Regions from separate parts of the Homo sapiens genome. Here region 2 is linked to region 1. Evidence: read pairs that join two places in POLR2A ChIA-PET (ENCODE). Cell type or tissue: IMR-90. All regions are shown on one strand. Links, peaks and the distances in the headings refer to the core of each region. The heading gives the core; the rest is flanking DNA. Region 1 has its middle 210 kb from the start of LINC01912. Region 2 has its middle 180 kb from the start of MIR5011.

What was found. Peaks named below come from ENCODE experiments on the same cell type or tissue, not always from the same donor. Only the 100,000 strongest peaks of a DNase experiment are listed, where the experiment ranks them.
Region 2: POLR2A ChIA-PET joins it to region 1 with 8 read pairs; 2 of 35 experiments call an interaction of 5 or more read pairs at or near these places.

What each region holds. Positions count from the first base shown.
Region 1 is chr18:68,470,338-68,475,735 of GRCh38, reverse strand. No RefSeq gene overlaps it. Among named protein-coding and RNA genes, the nearest start is that of LINC01912, 210 kb to the right of the region's middle. In IMR-90, for the core only: no CTCF peak of the experiment used is centred there; no DNase peak of the experiment used is centred there; H3K27ac peaks cover 934 bases.
Region 2 is chr18:67,259,839-67,265,236 of GRCh38, reverse strand. No RefSeq gene overlaps it. Among named protein-coding and RNA genes, the nearest start is that of MIR5011, 180 kb to the right of the region's middle. In IMR-90, for the core only: no CTCF peak of the experiment used is centred there; no DNase peak of the experiment used is centred there.

The DNA.
Region 1 (5,398 bases), core at 251-5,250:
ACCTGTGAAGTTGCCTACCTAAGATGCCTATCAAGTATAAACGGTCTTCACAAAAGAATCTTCATCATTCCACATTTGTCATTCCACTGATTTAATCTCTTTTTGATCCCAGTTTTTTCTCCTACAAATAGTTTTCCATAACTCTGTGAAATACATATCTTTCTATAGTATAATTTGTTCCAGCTTTAAGAAATTGTGTTGTTGCCCTCTTGCTAATTAAATAATGTAGCTACTGCTCCTTCCATTACTTGAGATTATTCATTAAAATATTTTATTTTATTATTATTTTTCTGATACAGTCTCGCTTTATCACCCAGACTGGTGTGGAGTGGTACAATCACGGCTCACTGCAGCCTTGAACTCCTGGGCATAAGCAATTCTCTCTCATCGGCCTCTATAGTAACTAGGACTACAGGTGCATGCTGCCACACCTGGCTAATTAATTTTTTTTTTTTTTTTTTGTAAAGCCTATACATGAGCAATTGCTTTTCCTGAGATACCTCAAACAGAAATTCTTCCAGCTGTGAGCCATGGTGGAAAACATTTTGAGACAGATGCAGCATGGTTTCATTCTTATATTTCACTTACAGATAGTTAAATTCGCACAGGTTACTTAATCGTCATGAATTTTGGTTTCTTTATTGGTATGTAAGTTAGTAATACTTATTTTATAACATATTTAAAAGTCTTGAATGATATAAAGCAAGTGGTTGAAACCCAGGACAACAGTGGTAGTGATAGTGATAGTGGTGAGTGGCTGGAAGGACAAGGGGATTATTTGAAGAATGTCTCTGAAACTTTTAGATTAGACAACTGAGTGAGCTGGATAGTTGAATTACTTCTTAATTCATTGAACAAGTTTTCTAAAAAATTGCAATTTTTCACTCATTATAATAAATAAAACAAAATTCATTCACTCTAGAAGTTGTCTGGAGACACAAATGTGAACAATCTCTGTTGTATGTTATAAATATACAACATAGAGCATCCTTGGATGAATATAAATATACAACATACATTTATATTCATATAGTCATATATACATACATTTGTCATATGCCATATATATTTCATATATATGACATATGTCATGTATACATACATTTTAATATGTCATATGTACAACATATATTTATATTCATATATTTATATTCAAATATACAACACACATTTATATTCATCCCTGGATGGGATGAACATGTATATACATTTATATTAATATGTATACATACATTTATATTAATATATGTCATATATACAACATACATTTATATTCATATATTTATATTCAATTATACAACATACATTTATATTCATCCCTGGATGATTTTTGTGTCTATGTTCATAAGTGTCATTGGCCTGTAATTTTCTATTTTTGTCGTGTCTTTTCCAGATTTTGGTATCAGGATGATGCTAGCTTTGTAGAATGAGTTAGGGAGCAGTCCCTCCTCAATTTTTTGGAATAGTTTCAGGAGAGTTGGTACCAGCTCTTTTTTGTACATCTGCTAGAATTTGGCTGTGAATCCATCTGGTCTGGGGCATTTTTTGGTTTATGGGTTTTTTTATTACTAATTTAATTTTAGAACTTGATATTGATCTGTTAAGGGTTTCTACTGCTTCCTTGATCAATCTTAGAAGGTTGTGTGTTTCTGGTAATTTATCCATTTCCTCTAGATTTTTCATTTGTGTGCATAGAGGTATGTATTAAAATCCCTAAGAGTCTTTTGTATTTGTGTGGGATCAGTTGTAATGTCACCTTTGTCATTTCTGTTTTTGCTAATTTGGATCTTCTCTCTTTTTTTTCTAGATAGCAGTCTATTCATCTTGTTTACCCTTTCAAAAAAACATTTGGTTTTCTTGATTCTTTGTATGAATTTTTAGGTCTCAATTTCATTCAGTTCTGCTCTGATTTCAGTTATTGCTTGCCTTCTGCTGGTTTGAGGCTTAGCTTGTTCTTGTTTTTCTAGTTCTGCAAGGTATGTTAGATTGTTAATTTCAGATCTTTCTAACTTTTTGACTTTTAACACTACTTTTGCTGCGTTCCAGAGATTTTGGTATGCTGTGCCTCTGTTTTCATTTATTTCCAATAACCCAAAATGGGTTATGAGAAAATACAGAAGAATTTCCTTTGAAAGTAATGCTATATGATTATGGCTCTATAATGAGGAAAAACACACACTAATAGTTACAACAAAATTATAAATGATGGTTTAATTGAGCCCAAATATCTTGCTAACATACCACCATGCAATGTCTAGTGAATGCGTCTCTGCTTTATTTTTAAGACATTCACACCATTTTATTATTTATAGGATTTCTACTGCATGTTAATTGTCAAATAATTTTGAACTTTGGGGAAGCAATTAGTGAATTTTTTTAAAAAGGCTCATCACCCAGATTGCAAAATATTAATAACTGCTAACAAGACATTCATGATATTTAGGTTTACTAAGATGAACTTGGAAACAATTTATTCTGATTTAGAGGTCTTATTTCTGGCCTAGTGGTCAAATTCTGGAGTTAAATATTTATAAAACACTGGCAGTTTGCTAGCACAGCACATAAACAGGGCAAGTTCAAGAATGCTGATTTGAATGACTTAGCAAGAATATTTTCTGCTACAATTATCTTTTGTAATGAAAGATTCTTTTGAGTGACTGTACACACATTTTAAACACTAATTTGTGTAAACCCCATCATTATATATTAACTCCATAAGAGAAGGTAACACATTAAGCTAACAAAATGAACATAAAGTTGTGGGCCAATGATAGTCCACTTCTTGTTTATACATTTAGCTCTGTCAATAAACCACATATAACAAACAACAAGAGATTTATGCAGCAGTAGTATTTCTTTATAAACATGTGGTTGTCTCAGCAGTTTCAAATACTCATGAAATTCAGTTTTTAGAAAACAACAGCTTAAAAATCCATGGCTACCATTGGAAGAGACCTTGAATTAATAGAGACCTGGAGTTTATAGCTATCTCCCCATTTCTTCAGAATGTTTTTTAAAAGCCAACAATATCTCCCTGAAATAAGCTTCAGAGAGGCTAATGTTAAATTGATTTCAGAAATAAATTATATATATTTTAAAATTTAAATGGTATGTAAATAATTGCAACAAAGAAACTATATTTCCATAACAAATGAAGATATATAGATACTTCTCTAATTTTAATTTGATTAGATCTAATTATGTTCAAAATATTCCACTGAAATTTACTTGTACAATAAGATCATATCCTATTTCTTATAGATAGCACTGTTCTGTAAAGGAAATAAAATGTACTCTTTATTGTGAGTTTGTATGGATACTTTTACCCAATTTAAGTAAAGCTTTTGCAAAACTAACAATAGGGATAATAAAGAATAATATCTTACTAATAAGGGCTTTACTTAGAAATTTCAGTATGATTCATTGGTAAATGAGTATTATAGGCATATAAATGGTACTTAAATTATTCCAATACATTATGGTATAGGTTGTAATCGTACTAATTCAATAATCATTTTCAAGGAACTAGAGAAATGAGAATGTAATGAAAAAACAGAACAGACTACACTAAACCATTGTAAATGAGATCTGATCCCAAATCATTGAAGCAATCAGAGCTAGGAAGATTTATTTGACAAGCCTTTGCAATCAAAATCATGTTTCCAAAATCAACATCAATTTTGCTTGCATGGATTTGAGGCTATAATTTTAAAGATCTAGAACATATGCACCTCTACTAAAATCATAAATGAAAATAGATATCCCCAAATGACAGCTTTAAAATTAGAATATCTAGTAGCTAAATATTAAATATCATACATTTGTAAACCTATGTCTTCACTGATATGTATTTTCACATAACTTCTTTGGGAAAATATGAAAAGCTCATCAATATTCTTGCAATTTTATTTACATGGGGATTCTAGAACACTAATATCTGTGTATAGATGGGGGATAGGGAAGTGAGTGTACAGCAAACTGAAGCAAGAGTAGCGAAAGCACCTGCACAAGCACCTCCATTCTTGAGTAGTTGGGAGTCTCTGAGTGGAAATCATGGCTGCTAGAAGCCACCCACCATGGGAAGACCTGATGAGGCACAGCGGGAGGTTCCATTGCTGGTCCCGAAGAGGAGCAGCAGAGACAGTTTCAGCTGGAGACTGGAGTGGAGTAGGGGAGGTCAACTCTATAAAGCAGAAATTAAGGCAGAATACATTAACATTAGAGAGGAGAGTAGATAAGTGTTCATCCTTCAGTATGTTCCTCTTGAACAGGTAAAAATACATCCTGCCAGGAAACACGGTGGGAACAGAAGCTTTTAAATGCTTTGTGTGAGCTGGAGGCAGCTACAGAAGCTAACGTTGAGTTGAAGCCCAGTTCTTTGAGTTCTAAGGAAAGATGTGGCTCAAAGAACATTAGAAAAATCTCACCATTCTTGATTTTGTTCTTTTATTACTTTCTCCTTTTTACAAAGTGCATGCTTTTGCTGTTTCAAAAGTAGATACTTAATGCAGTAAGGGAAGAGGAAATGAGGCTTGATAGGGAGCACTGCTGATTTTCCGAGGAGAATTCTGAAGAGAAGGCAAGACAGGCAAACAAGAAGGGAAGAGGCACTGCCTCAGACTCTGACACCACTCTGTGTTCCATCCAATTCCAGATGGGAATGGGAATGCTCATATCAGTGCCTTTGAAAGAAGACATTTCTGTTCATCTTGAGTAAAGTGGAAAAAATGGTTCTTTTTTATGTATATTAATTTTGTTTGTGGAATCACGTGGCTGTATTCTTTTGTCAAGAAGGAAATAATCCTCAGTCATATTGAATTGTGTTAGACTTCATGCAGCTCATGGTGAGGAGAGGCCGCCTGGTGCATCTGCAAGAACAGGACTCTGGGAATCGCAAACGTGGGATTCGCACGTTCCCAGGGTTCTTGGCTCTGCCATTGCTGAATGGCTGTGTGACTTTATTTATAGCACTGAACCTCCCTGTCTCTCACAGTTTCCCACTGCAGCATTAGGGTTTGGGGACAGGTAATTTCTACAGGTTTTCCATCTGAAATCATATGACTGAATTCTTCCTCTTTTACTTACTGAGCTATTTCTTCTATGGTGTCTGCCATCACCAAAATAGAGTGTTTCATTAGGGCATAGTCCTGAGAGGATTAGAACAACTTCAGGGCTTTTCTGCTGTCAGCAGCCTTGTCAACAACCAACTGAGACGTTAGTTTAGCATTGATTGAAGACGCAAAATCTCCTCCAGCATCGATGACTAAAATAAGAAAGTCCCACACTCATCGTGGCTGGTTTTTCTTTCTTTTTTCTTTTCTTTTTTTGTTAACCCAAGTAAATTACTTAATGCACAAAGTATCTTTACAAACCTTGCATTTTCTAAGCAATATTTATA
Region 2 (5,398 bases), core at 56-5,055, 1.2 Mb after region 1:
AATTCAAGTTGTAAATTATCCTCCTTTTCCTCCTTCTCCTCTTTTTTCTTCTTTTAGTCTGTAAAAACCATTTTTAGTTCATGAGATATACAAATATAGGCCATAGGTTACTTTTGGCTTGGGGTTTTACTTTGCCAATCGGAAGGATATCCTGGAAGAGCTTTGAGTAGAGGAGAGAAAGGATATAAATTCTATAATACTTTTATAAAATCTAATACTTTTATATAATAACCAACCATGCTTTAAATATGAAATTCTTAATAAAATATGTCTATGCCAATTACACATTTTTGAGACCAGTTGCTTTTAATTTCCAAACCTGTTTAGTTAGATTTATTTTTCCATATTTTTGGGTTTGACGCATAGCGACTAATTTTCTGGATCCATGTAATAAGAATTGAGATCTTGTCCACCTCCAGGCTCTGTTCTCATCTGAGGAGGTGGAGTGAGAGTTGAAGCAATAAATAGAAAAGACAGGAGCTCTAATGTCATGGACTCCACATGCTAGAGCCACTTTGTTCAGTAGCTACTTGTGGATATTTATATTTAAGTCAGCAACCCAAAAATGCCAATAGGCACAAACAGAAACTGGGAGGAAGGAGGGAGATATGAGACAGCATGATTACCTCCCCACTGCCAGGTCTGAAGGTCTCTACCCAGCCTTTCTTATTCTCTTTAACTTTCACAGTTTTCTGAGGCTCATTTTAGTTTTAAGTTTGCCCAGTAATTTATATAGAAATTCATTGTGTGATGACGGAGAAGTAAATGATCCTCTGAAATGCATATTCTTTTTTATTTTTAATTATATTTACTTTATTTCTTTAAAATATTATTAATATATAGATTCAGACTAATATATAGATTCAGGGTACATGTGCAGGGTTGTTATACGGATATATCGCATAATGGTGAGGTTTGGGTTCTGTTGTACCCATCATCTGAATAGTGAATATTTTTCCCAATAGGTAAATTTTCAACCCTCATTACCTTCATCTGTATGTCCATTTGTACCTATTGTTTAACTACCACTTATAGGTGAGAACATGCGGTATTTGATTTTCTGTTTCTGAGTTAATTCACTTAGAATATTGGCCTTCAGCTCCATCCAGGTTGCAGCAAAGGACATGATATCCTTCTTTTGTGTGGCTGCGGAGTATTCCATGATGTATATATTTCACATTTGATTTATCCAGTTATCCATTGATGGACATGAATCCATGACTTCACTATTGTGAATAGTGCCACTACAAGCATATGAGTATAGGTCATATGTGTCTTTATTATATAATGATTTATTTTCCTGTGAGTAGATATTCAGAAGTGGGATTGCTGGGTCAAATTATCTATCAATTTTTTAAAATTAATATCATCTTAAAGACATTGTCATTATGAAATTCTATATTAAATATGAGATATATCTAAGAATAATAAGATACAACTGAAATTAATTGAGTAATCTATTTTACTATGATTTTGTTTTATTTTAGGTGCTGCATGTTAGACAACTTTTTTGATAGTATAGTTCACAAAAATTTTATAGGAAGTAAAGCATAGTTTTCCTTCCATACTTTACTTCCTATAAAATATATTTATTCCTCGTATATACCATACAAGGAATATACCTCGTATATTCCATGCATGGAATATTCCTCGTATATTCCATGCATGGAATATTCCTCGTATATTCCATGCAAGGAATATTCCTCGTATATTCCATGCAAGGAATATTCCTCGTATATTCCATGCAAGGAATATTCCTCGTATATTCCATGCAAGGAATATTCCTCGTATATTCCATGCATGGAATATTCCTCGTATATTCCATGCAAGGAATATTCCTTGTATATACAATAACTTCTTATTCTTAAAATGATATCTTTAAAAAGTACCTTGATATTCTGATCTATGTAAACTGTATATTTTTCTCATGGTTAAACTTCAATCATACTACCTGCAACCTTGAAAATTGACCTAAATGTATTTTGTAGCAAATACACTCAATAAATTTTTACTAAATGAATACGTGTTGTTTTATTTAATTGATTTTTCCAATTAGTAAGGCAAAGGTAAGTGCACCAACATTTACCTTTACTGAGCCCACTACCCGTAAGCTTATATAAGTTGTCTCACTTTAACAGTTTTTGTAACTGAATTTCATCATGGAGATGAAGTATGAGGTCTTGCAGACAAGTTGCTATGAAATCTACATCAGTATGGCACATCAGTCGATTTCATATATCCTTACAAATGACTTCTGATCCCCTTCTTTGTGTCTGTTTTTATCTGTTCCTTATAAGTATCGCTTGAAACAATTAGTCGTCTGATGTCCTTAGGTTTCCAAACATTCACATTAAGCTCTTGTAAACCTTTACAGAGTACAAAATCAATGTTGAGACTTTTTCGGGATTATTTTGTCTGCTTCTTTTAAGTGTGCTGTTGAATGTGCCTCAAATAATTTCAGTGCATGTGTGACGAGAACAGGCTAAATCACAGACTGAGTCTAGAGAGCTGATTATTAGTAAACCCTAAACAGGAAGCTGGGATAAAAGGCTAAGTAATTAGAAAATCAGACAAGTATGAAGATCTAAGACAAACATTCTGAGAATGTAAACAACTTGATCAGGAAAAGAAAAAGAAAAGAAAGAAAAGGCATATGCAAAAAAAAAAAAAAAAAAAAAAAAATTAAAAGCCCAGAAGTGTAGACAGATTAATTGGCTTCACAAAGAAAAAGAAATCACACAGCTGTCATATTCACTCAAGACATAAAAAATGATGTGTGGATCTATGATAGAAAAAAAAGCATAAAAGCAATGGAAAGTGTCTATGTGTCCGTACCATTCTTTCAAATTGCATGGCTTAGACATAATCATACCAATTTAAAACAAGTGCCAGTTACAGCTCTGGAAAGTGACTATTTGGAGATCTCCATCACCCTTAGGTGACATATTCACAGCTTCTAGATAGGACATTATGTTGAGGGACTTATCATAAATAAGAACAGCACTCTAACATGAGTCAAATAATTCAATAGTATATGCCTACACATAAGGGAGAAATCTTTCCTATTCAAGCAAGTATACCAAGTAATGAAGGCAAAGAGAATGAAAGTTACAGAGCAGTCATCTTATGAAAGTGAAAATGCAAAGTGAAGCATGCTGCAACTTGTAAAAAACAATGAAATCACAGGAGCAAATCAGATTAGCGGCACCAAAAAATGGTTTAACCTGCTGAATCAAGTGCTTTTTAAGCTGGAACACAAGCTTGAATAAGACAACCCCGGAACTACAAAATAACTTCTCTCTTTTCCTAATGCTAGCCTTGCTCTATCTTCAGCATATCAAGTTCCTTTTATCTTTTTTTTCCCTGAGCCCTTAAATCTTATTAATTACTTTGTGATATTGGTAATGCTTTTTACATTTTGAGAAATATTGTGAAACATTTAATTCAATGGAGTGTAGAAAGTTATCTAGCTCCACCCACATAGTCTATCCAGGTTTCTTCTACCCATGTGATTCTGAATTTCTGTTCGCCAACCCCCAAATCATTTTCTCCTCTTCCCATGCAAACCCTTATTCCACAAATTATGAAAAACTACCGTGATGGTTAAAAATCTATTTATACCCCTTCATCACTTGAAAATAGTACTTTCACTGTAGTCTCTGTAATCAAGAGTTGCTCATCAGGTATTTATGTGCTGGTCAGAATACTGACCTCTCCAAAGTGTCACATCTTAATAGTCAGAACTTGTGAGGACATCACAGTACCTGGGGAAAAGAGGGACTTTGCATTTAGATTTAATGTTAGGGGCCTTAAAATAGAGATTACCTTACATTATCTCAGTGGGCCCAATCTAACCACATGAGCTCTTAAAAGCAAACAAAACAAAACAAAACCGTTTTTCCAGCTGGAGTTAGAGAGATACAGTAGAAAGGGAAGAAACCAAGAGGTTTGAAGCATGAATTTTATGTCACCTACTGTTTCTAGAGGGAGCCACATGGAAAGCATAAGAAGAAATGTGGGCAGTTTCGAGGAGCAAAGGCTGATCCCCTGACAACCAGCATAAAAGTGGAGACCTCAGGTCTATGAGGACCTCAGTTCTACAACCACAGAGACACAAATTTGGTCAGCATCCTGAATCAGCATCGTTTCATGTTCATCCCCAAAGCCTCCAGCAGCACAGCCCTGGCAAAACCTTGGTTTCAGGAATGTGAGAATCACCACAGACGACCCTGTTGTTCTACGCTGTACCCAGAATTCTGAGTCAGAAAACTTTGACTCAGAATAATAAACGTTTGAGATTTTCAAACTCCATGTTGGTGGTAATTTGTTATGGAAGAAATGGAAACTGAATGTACCCTGTTTACCTATGAATCTAGAATGGGAGTGGATATGCTCATACTATACTGATTTTTGTTTGTTTTGTTTTGTTTCTGTTGTTTTGTTTTGTTTTGTTTGAGACGGAGTCTCGCTCTGTCGCCCAGGCTGGAGTGCAGTGGCGCGATCTCGGCTCGCTGCAAGCTCCGCCTCCCGGGTTCACGCCATTCTCCTGCCTCAGCCTCCCGAGTAGCTGGGACTACAGGCGCCCGCCACCACGCCCGGCTCATTTTTTGTATTTTTAGTAGAGATGGGGTTTCACCGCGTTAGCCAGGATGGTCTCGATCTCCTAACCTCATGATCCACCCGCTTCGACCTCCCAAAGTGCCTGGATTACAGGCGTGAGCCACCGCGCCTCTCCCTATATTGATGTTTTAAGATCATTCCAGGAAGATCCAGGAATGCCAAACTTACTTTTTGTCTTGCTGTCATTTTCTCACTTCTCTACAATTACTCTTTGTTAGGTATGAGAAGTCTCCACACTGTTAATATGTATACTCTTTTTAATTACATTTTTAAAAGTGAGTTTTATCTTAAAGATATTTCTATCATGAAATTCTTTATTAAACATGAGACACATCTAAGAATAACAAGATACAACTGAAACAAATTGAGTAATCCGTTTCACTATTATTTTGGTATCCATTCCCCCTCTACACTATCATTCTGCCCATAGCATAAAACCTCTCAAAGGCCACGTGCATGACATATATAATATACTGGCCTTTCAAGTTATTTTTCTCCTTATATCCAGCTACTATCACATCAACTGCACTTTAGCCACTCACTGCATTGCCGTGCCTTGTATTCAGCTTTACAGAAAACTGCTTTACTTTTGAATTACAAAATATAACAATCCCCTCTCTAGCCATATTTTCATATATTTCTCTTAGGAAAACAGTTCTTCATGGGTCTCTCATGTTTCTGCCTATGTTGTGACAATTTATATTCCATATTATCTTTTCAAGCATGTTTGTGTAACAACCTTGAGGAATAGAGATATTGTCTCTCCTGGGACAGATGG